Regions from separate parts of the Homo sapiens genome. Here region 1 is linked to region 2. Evidence: read pairs that join two places in POLR2A ChIA-PET (ENCODE). Cell type or tissue: HepG2. All regions are shown on one strand.

What was found. Peaks named below come from ENCODE experiments on the same cell type or tissue, not always from the same donor. Only the 100,000 strongest peaks of a DNase experiment are listed, where the experiment ranks them.
Region 1: POLR2A ChIA-PET joins it to region 2 with 5 read pairs; 4 of 35 experiments call an interaction of 5 or more read pairs at or near these places.

The regions. Positions count from the first base shown.
Region 1 is chr17:44,393,706-44,396,205 of GRCh38, forward strand. GPATCH8 (G-patch domain containing 8) reads right to left here. Exons shown (of 8, transcript NM_001002909.4): 8 at 1,576-2,500. Among named protein-coding and RNA genes, the nearest start is that of ITGA2B, 5.3 kb to the left of the region's middle. In HepG2, no CTCF peak of the experiment used is centred here; no DNase peak of the experiment used is centred here.
Region 2 is chr17:44,693,531-44,696,030 of GRCh38, forward strand. No RefSeq gene overlaps it. Among named protein-coding and RNA genes, the nearest start is that of CCDC43, 5.0 kb to the left of the region's middle. In HepG2, no CTCF peak of the experiment used is centred here; a DNase peak (open chromatin) is centred at 1,341.

The DNA of each region.
Region 1 (2,500 bases), 300 kb before region 2:
TCAAGTGATTCTCCTGTCTCAGCCTCTTGAATAGCTGGGATTATAGGCGCACGCCATCATGCCTGGCTAATTTTTGTATTTTTAGTAAAGACGGGGCTTCACCATGTTAGTCAGGCTGGTCTCGATCTCTCCTGACCTCGTGATTCGCCTACCTCGGCCTCAGTGCTGGGATTACAGGCTTGAGCCACCGTGCCCCGCCCATTTTTTTTTTTTTTTTTTTTTTTTTGAGACGGAGTCTCACTCTATCACTCAGGCTGGAGTGCAGTGGCATGATCTTGGCTCACTGCAACCTCCACTTCCCACGTTCAAGCGATTCTCCTACCTCAGCCTCTTGAGTAGCTGCAATTACAGGCATGCACCACCATGCCTGGCCAATTTTTTTTTTTTTTTTAAATTTTTAGTAGAGATGGGGTTTCACCATGTTGGCCAGGCTGATCTCAAACTCCTGACCTCAAGTGATCCACCTGCCTTGGCCTTCCAAAGTGCTGGGATTAGACATGAGCCACCACACCTGGCCTCACTTTTCATTTTCTAACGTGTGTGTGTGTGTGTGTGTGTGAGACAGACAGGGTCTCACGCTGTTGCCCAGGCTAGAGTGCAGTGGTGTGATCTTGGCTCACGGCAACCTCCCGGTTCAAGCGATTCTCCTGCCTCAGCCTCTCGAGTAACTGGGATTACAGGCGTGTGCCACTACGCCCGGCTAATTTTTGTAGGTCTAATGTCATTTCTTTCTGGGTAAGGATCTTTGCTATTTTAGGAATATAGGCAGATCTGAGTACTCAACCCCAGGTTCAAGTTGAACAGCTCCTCTTTAATCAAAGGGAGAACACAGATGTATCAAACAGAGTAGGAAAGAAATGTATCAAAAGACAGTAGGAAAGAAAGCCTTTCCTTCTTGAAAGGCTGAGGTTGAGAGGGAAAGCTAATTTATCACTACAACTCTATGGTAGCTTTCCATGCTAAATTTTCCCTGCCTCTTTTGTGATTTTTTGATATGGAAGAGTAGGGGTTATATCTTCTCTGTAACAATTAGGCCATATTTCCTTATACCAAGTAGAGGTGCTCAAACACTGTAGTGGTATTAAAGGGCTGAGGAGAGTAACTGAAGACTGGCATACAGAACTCCACCTGGAGGACAAAAGTCCGGCAGATGATTCTTGTCATCTCAGTGCCCTTAAAGTAGTCCAAAATCCTAAAATTCAAAGCCAGAAATTCCACACCCATTTAGTAAGCACCTATATATACACCATATATTCTACTACACACAGATTATATATCTAAAATGGAAGGAAATCTTTCCTCTTGTGGGAAAGAGGAAGTGGAAAGGAGGTGTACATCCCAATACATCTACCTACAACTGAGAGAAATTAACTACTATTACCACCTCCCACACCATCATCTTTCCTCTCTCTTTGCGTAGCCTGAGCTTTCAGAAGCACAACTGCAAACATCTCTAACTGGTTCACAGGAATCTATTCCTTGGTCATGTCAAACAAGATGTTATTTATAACCCACACCTCCAACCCTACCTAACTTTGAGTGGATGGGGCAACAATTACGACAGACTCTGCTAAGTTTCCACAAATCATTGGTTTATTAGAAAGTTCCTTTCCCTCATTTTACAGCATATATATCTCTATCATATGTGATAAAGTTAAATACAATCTGTTATGCTTGTAAGTAAGGTTTATTTTTATTTTTACTTTTAAAATCACTATTCTGGAAGTTAAAGAAAATGCCCCTAGGAAGGCAAAGAGGCAGCCAGAGTATGGCTCAATCTACAAGCTAATGGGAAGCAGCACGAAAATGTTAATACTGTATTATTTATTTACATGGGCTGAAAGCAAAGAAAAATGAGTCCCTTCACTTACACAGATGATTTCATTTTTCCAGTGCTAGTTATCCAAGAAGTGATGCTTCTGAATCAGATGAGTACTGAACAGGTAGGAGGGTGGGAGGGCAGTCAAGAGTTGTGTTTGCCTGCCACTTTCTTTTCATAAACTTTACTCTTTTGAGAATTTGCGAAGGCAGGAACAGAGCCTTGGCCCAGGTAAGTATGGTTTTTCTTGTCAAGTGACCAACCAACCAATTCTAGCCACACGAATAGTTAGGAAAATGCCAAAGTGGGAATTGTTAACCTCATCAAAGGAGATGGGACCTGCAACACAAGCACCTTTGGGTCAGTGTGTTAATTAGGGCTGAGAGCCTGGGTGAAAGGCAAGAAGAGGGGCAAAAGAGGCTGAGGTGGTAATTCCTCTTGTCAGTGTCATGGGAGAAAAGAAACAAGGAACGTTTACTGTCTAAACTGAGCTGGGCAGAGGGCATGGAAACTATGAAGCAAAATATCTGTAAATGTGCTCACCTCCCAACAAAAGGAAGACTGTCCCAACTCATCCTCCAGCCTACTTCTACTTCCGTTTCTACCAACCCAAAAGGCACATTAAAAAAAAAATTGTCAGAGGGGGCTAAGTACTAGGAAGGCAAATGGACTGACTGCCTG
Region 2 (2,500 bases):
TCTGGTCTTGTTGGAGGACTGTTTGTTTGAAAAGACCCAGCATTTCTGCTTCTGGGAATTTGTTCATAAGTTATTCATTTATTTTTATCTTTACTTGTGGTAAAATACACAATTTGCCATCTTAACTATTTTTAAGTATACGATTTAATAGTGTTAAGTATTAATTATTTTTAAAATTTTTGGTTTAAACTGGGCGTGGTGCCTGTTTAAACTGGGCGTGGTTTAAACTGGGCGTGGTTGGCTGGGCGCGGTGGCTCACGCCTGTAATCCCCGCACTTAGGGAGGCCAAGGTGGGTGGATCACTGAGGTCAGGAGTTCAAGACCAGTCTAGCCAACATGGCAAAACCCTGTCTCTACTAAAAATATAAAAATTAGCCAGGTGTGGTAATGCATGCCTATAGTCCCAGCTACTTGGCCACTTGAGAAGCTGAGGCAGGAGATTCACTCGAATTCGGGACACGGAGGTTGCAGTGAGTTGAGATAATGCCACTGCATTCCAGCCTGGGCAACAGAGTGAGACTCTGTCTCAAAAAAAGAAAAAAATTTTGATTTAATATTTTGTATAATGGCCAGGCACACTGGCTTACACCTGTAATCCCAGTACTTTGGGAGGCTGACAAGGGAGGATTGCTTGAGGCCAGGAGTTCGAGACTAACCTGGTCAACATAATGAGACCCCAGCTCTACAAAAAAAAAAAGTGGTGGTGCATGTCTTTTGTCCTACCTACTCAGGAGGTTGAGGCAAGAGGATCACTTGAGCCCAGGAGCTCAAATTTACATGAGCTATGATGATGCCACTGCATTCTAGCCTGAACAACAGAACAAAACTCTGTCTTTAAAAAATAAAACTGTGCATTTGTGTAGAATCACATTTTTCTAAGGATATTCATTGTAGTGAAGCTTTTTGTAGTAAAAGAATAGTCTACATTTTATGTATATGAGACTGGTTCAAAAACTCTGGTAGCCACACAAAGAAGTATTGCACAGCTGTAAAAAAAAAAAAAAAAATGAACAAAGAGGCCGGGCGCGGTGGCTGGTGCCTGTAGTCCCAGCACTTTGGGAGGCCAAAGCAGGTGGATCACCTGAGGTCAAGAGTTCGAGACCAGCCTGGCCAACTAAAAATACAAAAATTAGCTGGGCATGGTGGTAAGCACCTGTAATCCCAGCTACTCGGGAGGCTGAGGCAGGAGAATCGCTTGAATCCAGGAGGCAGAGGTTGCAGTGAGAGGAGATCATGCCATTGCTCTCCAGCCTGGGCTACAGAGCAAGACTCCGTCTCGAAAAAAAAAAAAAAAAAAGAACAAAGAAGCTCTTTATGCACTGACATGTATCAAAGTTCGAGATACATTGTTTAAAAAGTACAGATCAACAATATGTAATGCTTGCCACCATCACTATTTAAAAAGAAGTTAGGGTAGGGGAATACATGTACATATGTGTCCTTGTATGTGCATAGGCTATCTCTGGAAAGATACACCAGGGATATGTGAGAATGGTTGTCCACTGAGGAGGAGAACTGAAGGAGACTGGTTTTGAACTGTTATATTTATTTACTTTGTATCTTTTTGTAAAAGAAAGCAAATTTGAAGCCCTTTCTCCAACCTCATTTTCTCCCCTCTCTCCCCAGATGTAACCACTATTCCTGAATTTGGTGTTTATTTTCTTCTTGAATGTTTTTAAACATAGTACACATTGCTACATATATAATACATATTACAACATATGGATGTATCCATAATATATCACATTGGTGTGCATGCTGTACTTTTCATTCTGCAATGTGCTTTTTCACTCAAGGTTGTTTAAAATATTTACCCATGTTGGGCCGGGCGCAGTCGCTCATGCCTGTAATCCCAGCACTTTGGGAGGCCTAGGCGGGTGGATCAGCTGAGGTCAAGAGTTTGAGACAAGCCTCACCAACATGGTGAAACCCCATCTCTACTAAAGCTACAAAAATTAACTGGGCGTGGTCACGCACGCCTGTAATCCCAGCTACTTAGGAGGCTGAGGCAGGAGAATAGCTTGAACCTGGGAGGCGGAGGTTGCAGTGAGCCAAGACTGCGCCACTGCACTCCAGCCTAGGTGACAGAGCAAGACCCTGTCTCAAAAAATATATACGTGTATATGGCCGGGCACGGTGGCTCATGCCTGTAATCCCAGCACTTTGGGAGGCCAAGGCGGGCGGATCACCTGAGGTCAGGGGTTCGGGACAAGCCTGACCAACATGGAGAAACCCCATCTCTACTAAAAATGCAAAATTAGCCAGGTTTGGTGGCACATGCCTGTAATCCCAGCTACTTGGGAGGCTGAGACAGGAGAATCGCTTGAACCCGGGAGGCGGAGGTTGCGGTTAGCCGAGATCGCGCCATTGCACTCCAGCCTGGGCAACAAAAGCGAAACCCCATCTCAAAAAAAAAAAGAAAAAAATATATATAATATATATGTATCTATATATATTTTATATATATCTTTACCCATGTTGATATATGTAGCTCTTATCC